Regions from separate parts of the Homo sapiens genome. Here all the other regions are linked to region 1. Evidence: chromatin contacts called from ENCODE Hi-C or POLR2A ChIA-PET data. All regions are on one chromosome and are shown on one strand. Each heading gives the region's core, a stretch centred on a gene start or an enhancer-like site at or near the end of the contact. The rest is flanking DNA. Distances are from core to core; before and after follow the strand shown.

Region 1 (3,672 bases), core at 483-2,982:
GAATACCATCCTCCCTCACCTGCACACTAAGAAAAGCCCAAGAGGGCTCTTCCTTCTGTGACCTTGGGGGCAGATCACTCTACAAAAAAGAGGAATTATCTCTACCCCACTCACACCTTAGAAGGAGGGCACAAGGAAGAGCAAAGAGATAAACCTGGATGTACCTGGAGTTCTCTGGAAGAAAGGTGCAAGAGAAGTCAATCATCATTACAGTTAACTATCATTTTCATGCATAATTATTACCACCCTGAACAAAATTCTAGCTTCCGGGGAGCTCTCTTCAGCTGCTTCCCCTATATTCTTACGGGAGAAGCTAAAGCTTATATCACTTCTGCTCTTGGTTTCTTAACTCTGCTGCCCTCAAAGATCAACCAGAGAGGGAACCTAAGTGCAGGATTTTACCCTAGAGACCCCAGGCCTCAGGCTAACCAGCTATGAGGAGCAGGGAATGAAGCAAACTCTCCAGCTTTTCATGAGGCATTTGGACAAACAGCAAACTCCCAGCCACCTCTAGGATCAAGTCAAGACAGTGAATTTGTGTTTTTCTGCATTTTAATTGTTGGGATGTGGCCACACACAGTGGTAATTGGAACAATGCAACTACCACCACGCAACTGATACTCTCAGCCTGAGTTTCCTAAAACAGGCCAGGCTGCGAGGGGGAACAGAACGGAAGCCATAAGGAATCAAACCAGGACACAAAAGAAGGCAAACCAGCTCCGCGAGGGGCCTCCTCTTTCTCAAGCAGGCATTGAAAAAAGTGTAAGAAGCCCTCTCTTGCCGCCTTCCTTCCCCTTCCATTTTGTGTATCTGAAGGGTAGAGACAGCCCTGAATATTCACTAAACAAGTTAAAACTTCTCAGTTTAACAACTGGCACGGGGCTCAGCCCTTCACAGAGCAGCAGGCCGCTAGGCCCTCTCAGCAACCCCACCAGACCTAACTCTCAGTCCAGGCTTTCCCTCCACCAGCAGCCCCCAAAAATAAAGATCAGACCCCCACCCCATCTCCTATTGGATGGCAGTAACCCCTGACACTCCTGTTTCAGGGATGCTGAGGTTGTGCTGTACCAAGACAAGGTAGGATCAGGTCAGGCCAACAGGGAGGAGAGTCACAAACCCTTTGGGGACCTTCCCCTCAGGTCCCAGCCCCACACCTCCTGGGGAGACTGAAGAAAAACATGAGGAAGGCAGGGAGCTGCATGAACAGGTAGGTGGAGATCTGCCTGCTCTTCTTCCATATGGTTCTGGTGGGGAAAGGGGTGACAAGTGGGGAACACCCCTCCCCCCACCCCCATGAAGAAGCAAAAGGCTAGGCCCCTCCAATCTTCAACCTCTCCCTCTGTTGCCCTGCCTGTCCCCGCGGGGTGGGGCATGGGGCGTCCGCTGGTCCCCGGGGCGGGGGGGGGGGTGCGCCAGGGCTCGCTCAGGGGGGCTGTCGTTCGCCTCTTCCCACTAGGTTCCATCATCTGGCCGCGGGAAGCGAACTCAGGACGCAGGGGATGGGGAGGGTCTGGGACTTAGCACTCCGCCACCCCCTCCCCCACCGGGTCCCGTGCTCTCCCCGCAGAGGCGGCCAGCGAGGCCCGGCCGCGCGGGCGGTCGGGCTGGGGGAGGGGAAAGAGGGAAGGAGGGAGGGACGGTTGAGGTGCCCGCCCCGAGGCCCCAGCGCCACCTGCCCTCCACCACCTACCGCGGTTCCTCCAGCTCCCAGGGCCGCGGCCGGAGCAGCTCTGAGCGCTCGGTTCGCCCCACGGTGCCCTTAAAAGGCGCTGGCGCGAACCAACGAGTCCCTGAGGAGAGTAGGGGGACAGCTCCGGCTCGCAGAATCCCCCCAAGCCACCCATGGAGGGCGCAGCTCCGTGTCGTGTCTCTCTCAAAGTGTCTCTCGGACAGCGCTGTTGGGAACGAGCCTGGCGCTTTGATTTAGGGATGGGGGTGGTTTCCTCACTAACGAGTCACCCCCTCCAAAATATCGCAGAAAGTGGACGGCCCCAGTTGGAGGCACATCTTGAAACCCGCGGGGGAGGCCATGTCGGAAGAAGGTAAACAAAGGCATCGCCCCTGCCCTCCCTCCCTCCAACGGCCCAACTGCAGCCTCCCACTCGGTTCGGGCCGCGTCACGCAATTAGCCACAGTGCCCCTCACCTGCTCTGCTGCCCCGCCCTCCACGACCACCTCTTCGAAGGAATCCCCCTTCCCCCAGCAAAGGACCCGTCCGCGGCGTGAAGGCTGCTGGGAAGTGTGGTCCAAGCGCGGATTAGGGCCTGCTCGGAGTCCCAGGAGCCCCTCTTGCAGCTGCCGGATCGGCCTGAACCTTAAAAACCCAGGACTTATAATGGTTGCGGGGACGTTTCCACTTGGTTCTGTAATTTGCCCTCACCCAGAACACTTTGTAAAGCTCAGGATAGCCCAGGGCTGTTCACTCCCTCTCTTCTCTCTCCGCCCCCTCCCCCCCAGCAGGATGAGGTAATGGGATTGTGATTATGACATCATAGGCGGTTCAGTTGCTTGCGTTTGCCTGGGGGGAGGTGCGGGGAGGTGGGGAGAAGTGCGGTGGTTAGACTTTCCTTAAACAGAAAGGGAAGGAGGAAACAGGCAGATGGGGAAAAGATGTTGACGGCGCTATATTTCCACTTCAGGAAGACAAAACCACCTTTTATTAAGTCTCCACCACTACCACCACCTCCCACATGAGCCAAAATTTAAGTCTTTTTTAAAGAGATTGAATGTAGACGTTAGTGTGTGAAGAGGTTGGGTTGATGGTTTCTGGCTCTTATGTAAATTCGAGTCTCAGCTAGCATCACAGATGGTTTAGGGAGACAAGCAAAAAAGTGGATAAAGGAGAGGCTTTAAACAATGCGTTCGTGTTGTGATCTCTTTGTAATACAAAGTTTTCTATTTCTTTTTTTTAATTGATTGGAAAGTAGCAGTAATGCAAGTAATCTTCACTATTACACTTAGCAGCAAGTCCTCTGAAAGACATCTGTTTTCTGTAAATATTTTGTGCCTTACTCAAGACTGGGACAGGTAAATAGCTGTGATCAGCTGGAAAGTAGAGCCAGTGGCGGGGGTCGTCCTCACTGAGCCAGGGAGGGGAGGAGGCAGGAGCCACCAAGTCTACAAACTGAAAAAGAGTAGAGGAAAAATGAGGTACAGTACTAACTGAGAAAATAGGGGTGGAAAGATTTACCTTGCACTGCTTATTTCCCCTTGGCAAAAGGAGCAGAGTTAGGGGCCATGAAGTAGGGGACACATGGTTTCCAATAATTGCTCTTATGTACCAGACACCATGCTACATTTTTTTTTTTTTGTAAAAACAGGGTCTTGCTGTTGCTCAGGCTGGAGTGCACTGAGGCGATCACAGCTCACTGCAGCCTTGAACTTCTGGGCTCAAGCAATCCTTTCCATCTCAGCCTCCTGAATAGCTAGAACTACAGGGGTGTGCCACCATGCCCAGCATATTTATTTCTATTTTTGTAGAGAGAGGCGTCTTGCTATGTTGCCCAGGGTAGTCTCAAACTCCTGGCCTCAAACAATCTTCCCATCTTGGCCTCACAAAGTGCTGGGATTGGCGTGGTGTCTCACACCTGTAATCCTAGCACTTTGGGAGGCTGAGGCAGACGGATCACCTGAGGTCAGGAGTTCGAGACCAGCCTGGCAACAAAGTGAAAC
Region 2 (3,672 bases), core at 440-2,939, 1.8 Mb before region 1:
AGGATGGTCTCGATCTCCTGACCTCGTGATCCGTCCGCCTCGGCCTCCCAAAGTGCTGGGATTACAGGTGTGAGCCACCGCACCAGGCCAGGTCTAGAGATCTTTGATCTACAATCAACAAATAGTATGGGACTCCTTTCAGCGAATCCAATGCCCCACATGAATGTTTGGATGCTGGTTCTCCTTTAATAACTTCCCCCTATTAAATCTCTTACCAGTCATTTGGGGTTTGGGTTTCACCCTAGGGATACAAGGTGTTTGTAAGTCACTCTGAAACCTCTGAAGGGCAAAGTGTTGTGGACGCTATAATCTCCCTGCATACTGAGGGGGGCATAGCTCCCAACCAGTCATTAAATCCCGTCAAATGAGATACTCGAAAATGAGCTGCCCTTGGGTGGGTCCTTTCATAAAAAGGAATTTTTAAAAATCTGCTAACATGGTTACTCCACAAAGTTTACATGTATCATATTGTATAAATCTATAAATATGTACAATTATTTTTTGTTTAATTTCTAAAAATTTGCCAACAATGGCTGAAAAAGGCACCTGGCTGCCTGAGCCCCTACCCTTGTCGGTTACAAGTATTTCATAAGCAGGGTTTGAGGAATCCCATCAGAGAAGAGTGTTGTCACCTTTTTGCCGGAATGTCACACCAACTTCCTCAGTGTTCCCCTCACACCAACTTCCTCAGTGTTCCCCCTACCCCAATCTAGCCAACGTTTCAATGGCTCCCCACAGCACACAGTGCCTCTCAGGTGGGCACTCAAGGGTCCTTTCCTAATCCTCCCTAACCTAATTCTCCAAACTTTTTTTCCCCCAAAACAGCCCAGCAGACGGTCCAGTCAGTCCCCAAATCGTTTTTCCTCATGGTCTCCTTCCCCAGGGGTCCTCCCCTCCTTCTCTCCCCCCTGCAACCTCCACTGCTACCGGGAGATTAGTTCCCACCCGTCAGGACCCCGCTCAGATTTCACTTCCTCCAACAGGTCCGCTCAGATCCCAATCCACGGCTCTCAACAGCAGCCGGGATTCCTTTCCCCCGCAACGCCTTCTCTGAACACCCCGGCCTCCGAGCGCCGGCTTTGCGTTCCCTAGTTACTTCCAGTCACTAGTTACTTCCGCTCCGCTCCCACCCGCGGGACTCGCGACCTGCCCCCTGCCCCCGGCTGGCCCAGCTCGGAATAGGCAGAGCAGCGCCTCAGAAATCGCAGCCCAAGGCGAAGAAATCCAGAAGCCTCCCGCGGACGTCCCCCGGGACGGGGTGTGGCGAGCCCCGCTCCGAGCCCGCCGACTCCTCGTGAGACGAGAACCGCAGCGACGCGGAGACCCTGTGAGTCCACCGCCGAGACGCGCGGCGCGGCGACCAGGAGCCCCAGAGTAGCCGCGGGGCGCCGGGAGGGATCCAGCTGGCGGCAGCAGCTTCCCTGCCTCCCTGCCCCTCCCCAGGGGCTGCGCGAACCCCTGCCTGAGCCAGGCCAGCCCGGGTGCCCCCCAGTTCTCAGGGCGCTCCCCAGGGAGCCCGGGGACGCGCCCTGTCCGTGCCTGATCCCCGCCCTGGTCCCAGCTGGGTCGGGCCAGGTCCGCTGCACCTCACCTCTCCTCTCCACGAACCGACTGGATAACGGTCGGGTCTGAACCTGAGGAGCCCGGACCAGCCCGCAGTAGACTTGCCGCACCTGTCTCAGAGCAAGTGAGGAGCAGCCGGGCGCCTGACGTCACGGCCGCTCCCAGCGCCGCGAACCGGGAGTCACCTGATCACCCTGGCAACGCGCGCGGCGCGGGGCGAGGCGAGGCTTGCGTCACAGCACGAGCCCCGCCCCCAACTGCTCGGCCTCCAAGCGCCGCCGGAAGCGCTCTCTTGCAGTCGGCGCAGTCGGGAGGCGGGGTCGGTCTCCGACTTCCCAACGTGGGCCTCCCAGCTGCGCTGGATACTTAGGACTCCCACAGGCGTCCCCCTCAGATTGGATTGGTTCTCCGAGACTCCACCCGATACCCCAACTCCGCTAGTTCAGGCGCCTGGGAGGCAAGACCAGCGTCCATGCGGAACCCTGCTCAGTGCGTGGCATGAGGGGTCGGCTGTGGGCTGCTGCCTCCTCGTGTCTTGTTGGTCCAGACCCAACTAGGGTTGGGGGCTTACTTCCCGAGCTGTACCTGAGCGGAATGGGGCTGAGGCTGATAACTGGATTGCTCTCTGGCTACTTTTCCCCATAAACCTTGCAACAAGTAGTCCCGCCAGTACTTTAGAGTGTAATGAGACTTCATTCACATCAGGAGGGGGAAGGGGGACAGAATCTTCTGTCCTGAAGGTTTCCTTCTTCTGTTCCAACAGGAAGAGAAGTTACCGAAAAGCTCCCAGAGCAAGGCCTAGAATGAGCTTGCAAGTCCTACTTGCAAAAAATTTTTTATTTTTCATTTTAGAAATTGATTTTCTCTCCATATTCCTCCCCTTGCTTGCTATTAGGTTGGTGCAAAAGTAATTGTGGTTTTTGCATTTTTTTTTTAAATGGCAAAAACAGCAATTACTTTTGCACCACTCTAATATAAGTATATGCCTACAACTTTTGTTACTCTCTAGGCTTCCCAGATAAGACTATCAGCTTCGAAATGAAAATTTAACATCCCCTGGAGGTCTCAGTGTGAGAGTCACTGCCTATTTCACACCTTCACTATTTGCTGACTTTCATTTCAGTTTTACTCTCCTCATCCCTGCACTGCCAAGAAGGTTTCATATGTATTGAAACCTTCCCTCTCAAGAGTTTAGGATCTTAGACCAAGAAGTTAGTTTATAGTCAACTTCTTGTGAGCATCTTTTAGTGTCAGGCAATGGGCCATGGGCAGATTGAGATGTGGTTCTCGAAGATCAAACGTGTATGGGTGGTATGTCTCACATAAGTACAACTTGTACTGTTTATTATGACTTAATCATTGTATTTAAGTGGCACTTTTTAATTTTCACACTTAAAGAAACTCATATAAGTGGGAAAGAAGACAGCTGTGAAAGGTAGAGAAGAACCATGGCTCTAGACAGAGCTGTACTAATAGGAGAGAAGAGATTGAAAATGTGAGCCCAGGTCCCAAGGAGCACAGAGGCATGGTCAGAAGGTTGGTAGGAACAGGACAGAGGCAGCCAGGCCTGAGGTGTTTGGCAGATCTGAGGAGGGCAGGGATAGAGGGTGAGGGGAGGAGTGGGGCCAGAATGAGGCTTGAGGGATTCAATGGAGGGCGAAAGTGCTGGGAAGGGAGGAGGGATTGGAAAGAAAGGAGAAGTATGCAGTGGTTTGGGAAGGAGTTGCTGAAAGGGAGGGCAGGGTAAATAGAGACCCAGGAAAGGGTGCTAAGAGCATTAAGAGAAGGGAGGCTGAGAGGCTACAAAAAAGGACTGAGGGGGAGGAAGAAGCAGGTGGGAGACTCTGGGGCAGCAAACATCTCAGAACCAGTCAGTAGGTGGTGTCCTTCAGAGGCTGTTGGAGAAGAGCAGCATTGTCTGTTTGCCTCTGAAGAGTGAAGGTGATCCATGCACACCCCAAACTACCTCTGGACCATCTGAGGGTAAGAGCCACCCTTTGCAGAGCACTAATGCAGAGGGAAGAGCAGAAACAGGCACGTCCATAACTACACCCTGATAGTACTCAAGGCAGTCAGGCTTTTTGGCTGGACAGTTTTTCAGGCCTGTGG
Region 3 (3,672 bases), core at 344-2,843, 1.3 Mb before region 1:
AGAGAAAGGGGCTGAGAGAGGCTCTAGCACTTGCGGGTAGCCACACCGAAGAGCTGGAGCTAGACTTGGAAGCAGGTCAGCCTGGCCCATGGCTGTGCCCCAGCCCCAGGCGGGCAGAGCCAGGCCCTAGGGGGAGGAGGCAGTCTTGCCAGGCCTGAGGCCCAGCCTGTCCTCCCCGCGGAGCCGCCTCCTCCCCTGGGCTGCGTGACATCTGCCCCGCTTCCCGGCCCCAGACAGCTGCCCAGAGCCACGTCAGCACTTCCAACCGGGGAGTCTGGAAACTGGCTCAGGCCCCTGAGCGAGAAGGGGACAGGGGGCTGCGGGTCCTCCGACGGGATGGTTTTCAGAGGGTGACCCACTCAGCTGAGCAGGGAATGGGTCGGCATGACCTTGGGCCGAGCTTCTATGAACCTCAGTTTCCCGTGCTCGGGTGTGTGTTTGGCTTTGCGAAGTGCTCAGAAAGACGGTAGCATCCTGGGTGGAGGAGGCGCAAATAATCCCACACAGCAACAGTTCCAGGACACCCGGGGCAGCCTGCGGACTCCCCCCGACGCCCCCCCAACCCGTCCACTCGGGGACAAGTGGTTATTAGGTGGGGCTCAGGAGGGTGAGGGTGGGGGGCGAGGTGGTGTCTGTGCCGGGAGCCCAGTCCCAGCACACCGGCCGGCTGGGGCCAGAGATAACCGGCGCCTCCCGGAAAATCATTAGCATCTGTTTGGGCCGCGGCAAAGTTGGCCTGCTGGCGCCTCCGCCCGCCGGAAACAGCCCCGCGCCCCCACCAGGGCAAGCGCAGGGCGCACCCGACACAGCGTCCCTCCCCATACCCGGCCCAGCTTAAACTCCTGTGGTGACAACATCCACCAGCGCTGGGAAGGGGGCTTGGGTGCAGAGGCCTAGGGCGGGCAGGCCGGCAGACTGGGGTCGGGCCACGCCATCGGGGGCTTCCTCGCGCGGTGTGGGCGGTCCAGCCCGAGCTCCGGGCGATCCAGGCCGGCTCTTCGAGGCGCCCGCGCTGGCGGCAGCCCAGGGAGTGTGTGGAAATGACACCGCCAGGGCGGCGGAGATCCCCCCTCCTGACATTGGCTGGAAAGTGGAGCAGCTCGTCAGGGACAATCAATGGCGATCGATCGCCGCGCGGCGCGGGCGGACGGTGCGGGGGAGGGGCGGCGGGGCCGGCAGGGGTGGGGGCACCCGCGGCCGAGGTCAAACAACACACTGACCCGCAAAGGGGCACAGCGGCTGAGGGGGGGGGGGGTGTCACACGGACACACAATTTGTGAAAGGAAGCACCACCATAGGCCACCCACACCACAAAGGAGGCACGCTCACCACACGGAGTGACACCACAACAGTCTCTGACACAAGTCAGAACAGGACACAACAGGGTCAGACACACCTAATGATACAACATACAGTCACACTATTCACAACCAGTTCACCATACCACAACAGATGTCCCTACACTAGACACCTACAATATCACCGGGACACAAAATGAGTCATATAGTAGCTGGTCTCAACCACACAGCAGTAGGGAGTTACATACTTTGGGTGCACAACAGTCACACAACAAAGCAAAAAAGTCATATAGTCATATCATCCATCACCACTACCTCAAAGAACATTGTCAAATTAGGTCTCTACGTTGTACAACACAATGGTGCCCATACTGGCAAAAGGATGGGACCAGGAGCCCAAGTATAGAATATGACAGGGGCAAATGCTGCCATAAGTTGCACCCCAGTAACTAAGAGAGGGATAAAGCTGTTTTGCATCTTCCAACTTGAATAAAATTATACCCCACCCAACATGGCACAATAAACAAACACCAGGCAAACCAGCATGAACTTGCAGGGTTCTGACAGGACTAAATGAGCCACTGCAGGTGAGGTGCTTAGCACAGCACCAGGCACATGGTAAGCACTCGACACACAGGTGGTCTTGGTCATTGCTAATGGTTCTATACTACTAAGTCATGTGTATATAATAATGACTGTAACTACTTAGCATCATTCTCTCCATGTTAGTCCAGTCCCTTCCAGGAACCTGATTCACCCCAGCAGCAAAACTAGTTCTGCCATCACATACACCTGGGAAACACAACTCAAGTGTTACAAACACAATTCACGGTGCTGCACTCACCCACAGAGAGGCCACATTCTCACTTCCCCCAGTATACAACCACACCCACCCCAGAATCCCCTCCACAGGGGGAGCAGGCTGTGCTCATGCAGCTGAAAGCTCTGGCTCAGAGACCTTGGTGGGGAAACCACCCCTAATCTCTCACCAGGTGCAACCCAACTAGTGTGCACTGCTACTGGCCCCATTTCCTGCCACTCTCAGAAAGCTGTAGAACACAAAGCACTTCCCTCCTAAAGGTCACCCACCTAGTTACAAAGGGACCCAGAGCCTCCCAAATAAACTCCTTAAGGACTATCCCTTGTCAGTCCCCCTTTCCATTTCTCCATTTCCCCCTAGAGAAGCTGAAGCACCAGTTTCAGTCCCCAGAAAGGCTCTCCCCATTCCAAATCCAAAGCAGGAAACAGGGCTGGCCCCAGAGCTCAGCAATCTCCCCACTCCCATTCCCAGTGGTGCATGTGTGTGGGAACAGGGCCAAGATTCATCAGTCCTTCAGCACACCCTTAAAGGCCACTCCTGTGGTTCCAGTGCAAGGCCAGCTGGGCTGTAGCCCTCACTTCCTCAGTTCAGGCCTGGGCCCACCCAAGGGCTTCCAGGAAATCTCTTGTAGCCAGGGAGCTCCCCCTAAAGGTCCTGTCTAGAATGACTCCCCACATTCCCTAGTTTTGCCTGGCTGTGTGACCTTTGTTAATTCCCCAACCTCTCTGTGCCCAGATCCCAAGTCCTGCCCACAGATCCAAGACACCCTTCAACCCCCTCACAGAGGCTCTCTTTGACTAGGGAGAGAGGTGTGGGCCTGTGACCTAGAATGTGGAGAGGAAAGATGCTGGCTGTAGGTGCCACAATCACCCAGTCATTTATCCCTCTCCCTTCCCCTTCAAACAGAGCTGGGAAACAGCTGGGGGAGATCTGGCCTCCTTCCACAGCATACCCCTCCTCCGTGGCTGGAGGCAAATCCTCCCCCAACCCCAGGCTTTTATTCACCAGGCAGGACAACTGGATTCCCTTTTGTCCCCCAAGGTAAGGGGAAGGACAGACAGACACTGGGCAAGGACACACAGTCTGGCTAGCCATGGCCATTATTCTGCCTGCTCACCCTGTTTGTGGGCACACTCTTGCAGGCCTTAACAAGTGGGCATGTGAGCCATAGGCTGCAAAAGGGCCCAGCCAGTCTTCCCCAGGTCCCTGGATGTCCCAGGAGCTAGCCCAGCTCAAAGGAGGGCAAACCTCTAGCATGTACAGGAATCCAAGAAAGATGTCTCACTGTCCAGGCCTACCTCCCTGAACCATAAGCACCCACGGTCACAACCCTTTAATTTGATAAGGTCATTTTCCACCAAGCATTGCCTATGGGTCAGGCTGGTGACCAAGTGCCCGTTTTCTAGATGAGAAAATCAAAGCAAAAGACAGATAAGTTTATTGCCCAACTGAAAACCCATGGTCTTGTGATTCAAACCCAGATCTGATCCTGTTCTTCAAAGGCTACAGAGCCTTCGTGTTTATGCATCACACCCTGATGCATAAACACTAAGG
Region 4 (3,672 bases), core at 859-3,358, 1.1 Mb before region 1:
ACAGAGGTCGGCCGGGCACAGTGGCTCACGCCTATAATCCCAGCACTGTGGGAGGCTAAGGTTGGCCGATCACCTGAGGTCAGGAGTTCGAGACCAGCCTAGCCAACATGGTGAAGCCCCGTCTCTACAAAAATACAAAAAAATCACCTGGGTATGATAGCAGCTGCCTGTAATCCCAGCTACTGGGGAGGCTGAGTTGGGAGAATCGCTCAAACCTGGGAGGCAGAGGTTGCAGTGAGCCAAGATTGCTCCACTGCACTCCAGCCTGGGCGACAGAGCAAGACTCCATCTCAAAAAAAAAAGAAAAGAAAAAAAGAAAAAAAAAAGAGAACATGGTGAAACCCTATCTCTACTAAAAATACAAAAAATTAGCCGGGCATGGTGGCGGGCGCCTGTAGTCCCAGCTGTTCGGGAAGCTGAAGCAGGAGAATGGTGTGAACCCCGGTTGGGGCAGAGCTTGCAGTGAGCCAAGATCGCACCACTGCACTCCACCCTGGGCATCAGAGCAAGACTCCGTCTCAAAAAAAAAAAAAAAAAAAAAGAGAGAGAGGTCAGCAGAGATGGCCTTGTCTCCAAGTCCATGAAAATAAACGCAAGAAACAAAACAAGGGCTCCCGCTGAGAGAACCACAGGGATGGCCAAGTTTGTCAGGCCCCCCGGGGGGTTTTGGGGAGCGGCTTGAATGACTTACCCTGAGCTTTCTGCCTCCTTTCATAGTCACTGGTAACTTTTTTTCCAAACTCCTTGTTAGTATAGTCATTTCCTACTTGGGGGTATCAAATTCCATAACTTCCACCCATGACGTGCAACACAAATGCAGCACAACATCCTGGTTAAGAACATGAACTCCAGGCCCAGCGCGGTGGCTCATGCCTGTAATCCCAGCACTTTGGGAGGCCGAGGCAGGCGGATCACCTGAGGTCAGGAGTTCGAGACCAGCCTGGCCAACATGGTGAAACCCCGTATCTACTAAAAATAAGAAAATTAGCCAGGCGTGGTGGCGGGCGCCTGTAATCCCAGCTACTTGGGAGGCTGAGGCAGAAGAATCCCTTAAACCCGGAAGGTGAAGTTTGCAGTGAGCCGAGATCACGTCCCTGCACTCCAGCCTGGGCGACAGAGCGAGACTACATCTCAAAAAACAAACAAACAAAAACACGGACCCTGGAACCAAACTGCCCATAGCAGAACTCCGTTCCACAACTTACTAGAGTGACCTTGGGCAAGTTATTCATTCTCATTCTCATAGAGCCTAGGTAAAAAGGGGCTGATAGGAGTTCCATGAGGGTCACATGAAATAATATAAACATAACGGTGCCACGAAATAGTGAACACAATATATATTCGCTCTGATGTTCTCCAAACCTAATCTTATTTGGGTTTCCAAGAAAAAAAAAAAAGCCTTCAATAGAGACTTGGTGAGTGTGCGTAATCACCGTATCCTTCCCTGACTTCATTTTACTAAACTCTCCTCCTTCAAGCCCTCTTCAGTCCTCCTAATCTCTTCAGGGTCCTCCTCCTCGGGTGGTGGCACATGACTCTAGTGCAGACTCTAGTGCCCAGAGCCTGGTATCAGAGTATGAAGACTTTGATCTCAGGTGTAGCCATTCTCATTTTTTATCTTCGTCTATCTTCCGTGCTTAGGCTTAGGACCCCTAAGTACTAAGTGTGTTCCAGGAGGCTGGAATCTCATACAATGGAGGAAATTTGGAGATTAGGATAAAGATTTGGAGAAAGAGGCATGAGAAGCTAAAGATGCAGGAGTTGCCTATGCTGGCTCTTGCTTCGTGGTCATGCAGTTTAACAGGCCCTGGGTGAAGGCTGAGGGCTGCTGTTTTGAGTGTTGCCTGCTCGCAGGCAAGGAAAGTACAAGCCGGGCCCTGCCGGCTTCTCAGGACTGCGTGAGAAACAGAAGACGCAATAAAAGCGCAATTTCCTGTAAACTTAAATGCCTTAAGGGTTGTCAGCAGTTTCCCCGCTCCAGGCGGCTCCTTTAAGAGGCGGCCCCTCGCCCCGCTAACATAGGAAGTCCCCGCCCCCCGTTGCCAGGGTGCTCTGTGGCGTCGCATTCTCATTGGTGGGCGACGGCGAGGATCACCCCCGAGGCAGCCATTTCCAACTAGCTGGCGGGGGCGGAAGATGGCGACGCCCCTCGGGTGGTCGAAGGCGGGGTCAGGATCTGTGTGTCTCGCTTTAGATCAACTGCGGGACGTGATTGAGTCTCAGGAGGAACTAATCCACCAGCTGAGGAACGTGGTATGCAGCCAGAGGAGTTTGGGGAGAGGCGGGGCCGGATGCCTCACTGGTGGGGGCGGGGCCAGAACCTGTTCCGATGCGGGGGCCGTGGCTAGAACGCATGGCCCATGGCGTCATCAGGAGGAGGCCGGGCTCAGTCGGTAGGGGTGGAGCCAAAAAGGGGCGGACCTTCCTGAACCAGGGAATTTTAACTAAAATCAAGCCATATTCTCCCTTCCGTTTGCCTGGTTGCTGCAAGAGCTGGTAGAGAGTCCCTGAGCCTCAGTTTCCCCATTTTCAGTGGAGATGACGTCACTGAGTTCCCATGGCCCTCCTGTGCAGGCAGAGAAACTGTCATCCCTTCTATTATGGACACCATTCCCGAGAGTCAAAGGCAGTGCCGTGTTGAATGCAGTAAGCGCAGATTTGGCCCTTGCCAGCGCTAACTTAGGGGCCTCCAAGAACTTTACATGCCTTAGCTTTTGCCTTCTCAATCAAACCCCAGCTAATGGGTGCAAAGCATTGCAGTCACAGATTACCTGGGTAGGCATGATAGAATCCTGGCCATCTGGAGTTCATGGTTTTTCTGGTTTTGTTTTCCTGTCTTGATAAGAAGGTTAGGATGTATCTCCATCTCAGAAATAAAACTGGCTTCACATCTACTTCTCATTCTAAGTTGTTCTTAGACAATTTCTTCCCTTCTGGGAAGTTGAATGTGGGGGAAAGGGGAGAGAGACCTGTCCTATTTGCTACCCTAATGCTCTCATTCAACAAAATATATGGAGCTCTAGGCACTGAATTGCCTTTGATTCCCTGAAGGTACCCAGGTCTTCCTCTTGGCAGCTGACCTTGGCATGTGTGTCCCCACCATCCAGAGTGCTTTTCTCTCTATCCCTCTTCTGGCCCACCCTATATAGCAGTCAGATCTCAGGTCTAACATCCCCTTCTCCGGAAGTGATTCTGACCCTTCCCCAGGCTGGGTTGGGGCCTCCTCTGAGCCCCAGATCCCCTTATGTCTCCCCATCAAGGCACACAACATGTTAGAAGTGCTAACTGTGGACTGCCTCCTCCATGAGACTGGCTGCTCCTTGAGGGCAGCACTTAGAGCTGAGTCTCAGTTTATCTGTGGAACTGAATTCTCCCTTCCCAAGGCCTCAGTCTCATCCTAGGTACCACGAGCATCATCCTGTTATCCGCTTTTGGTCCTGGTCCCTAGAGGGCGCCCCTTCTACTCCAGCCCCAGGCCCTCCCTCAGCCAGGCTCTGTTGCAGATGGTTCTCCAGGACGAAAATTTTGTCAGTAAAGAAGAGTTCCAGGCAGTGGAGAAGAAGCTGGTGGTAAGTAATGGCCTCTGCGGTCTCCTAATCTTCCCCCGTTTCCCAGGATCCCTGTGGTTAGGCAGGCTCATTAAGTATTAGCCTCTGATGGGTGCAGTGGCTC

Evidence for each region. Hi-C counts contacts between places; a loop is a spot of excess contacts on that map. ChIA-PET counts read pairs that join two places held with the same protein, here RNA polymerase II (POLR2A). Pooled maps may share reads with other maps.
Region 2: a loop to region 1 is called in a map of B cell, with 8 times the contacts of the local background. The contact joins the promoter of CYSTM1 here to the promoter of FAM53C in region 1. A Hi-C loop is called at or near these places in 2 of 168 maps with a recorded cell type or tissue (B cell and naive thymus-derived CD4-positive, alpha-beta T cell) and 6 of 50 pooled maps.
Region 3: a loop to region 1 is called in a pooled map, with 4 times the contacts of the local background. The contact joins the enhancer-like site here to the promoter of FAM53C in region 1. A Hi-C loop is called at or near these places in 1 of 50 pooled maps. POLR2A ChIA-PET finds 5 or more read pairs at or near these places in 3 of 52 experiments (GM10248, WTC11 and activated T-cell).
Region 4: a loop to region 1 is called in a map of CD4-positive, alpha-beta T cell, with 3 times the contacts of the local background. The contact joins the promoter of SPATA24 here to the promoter of FAM53C in region 1. A Hi-C loop is called at or near these places in 3 of 168 maps with a recorded cell type or tissue (CD4-positive, alpha-beta T cell and naive thymus-derived CD4-positive, alpha-beta T cell), 3 of 37 single-sample maps with no recorded cell type and 9 of 50 pooled maps. POLR2A ChIA-PET finds 5 or more read pairs at or near these places in 1 of 52 experiments (PC-9).

Annotation. Positions count from the first base shown.
Region 1 is chr5:138,336,326-138,339,997 of GRCh38, reverse strand. It overlaps FAM53C (family with sequence similarity 53 member C), which reads right to left and starts at 1,732. Exons shown (of 5, transcript NM_016605.3): 1 at 1,691-1,732. It overlaps LOC100128966 (a long non-coding RNA gene), which reads right to left. Exons shown (of 4, transcript NR_146628.1): 4 at 2,852-3,124. It also overlaps a transcript of CDC25C not described here. RefSeq lists silencers at 1,283-1,372, 1,423-1,772 and enhancers at 1,853-2,332, 2,503-2,582.
Region 2 is chr5:140,173,205-140,176,876 of GRCh38, reverse strand. CYSTM1 (cysteine rich transmembrane module containing 1) reads right to left here and starts at 1,689. Exons shown (of 3, transcript NM_032412.4): 1 at 1,592-1,689. RefSeq lists a silencer at 1,302-1,591 and an enhancer at 1,882-2,111.
Region 3 is chr5:139,634,937-139,638,608 of GRCh38, reverse strand. No RefSeq gene overlaps it. Among named protein-coding and RNA genes, the nearest start is that of CXXC5, 12 kb to the left of the region's middle. RefSeq lists an enhancer at 1-212, silencers at 182-231, 682-1,101, 1,351-1,645, 2,092-2,311 and a cis regulatory region at 2,121-2,956. Within about 2 kb of position 1,593, at least 36 of the 41 ENCODE cell types and tissues checked have a DNase peak (open chromatin) inside an H3K27ac peak, as active enhancers do.
Region 4 is chr5:139,402,525-139,406,196 of GRCh38, reverse strand. SPATA24 (spermatogenesis associated 24) reads left to right here and starts at 2,108. Exons shown (of 6, transcript NM_194296.2): 1 at 2,108-2,253; 2 at 3,504-3,569. The coding sequence starts at 2,137. RefSeq lists enhancers at 1,598-2,170, 2,116-2,345, 2,171-2,744.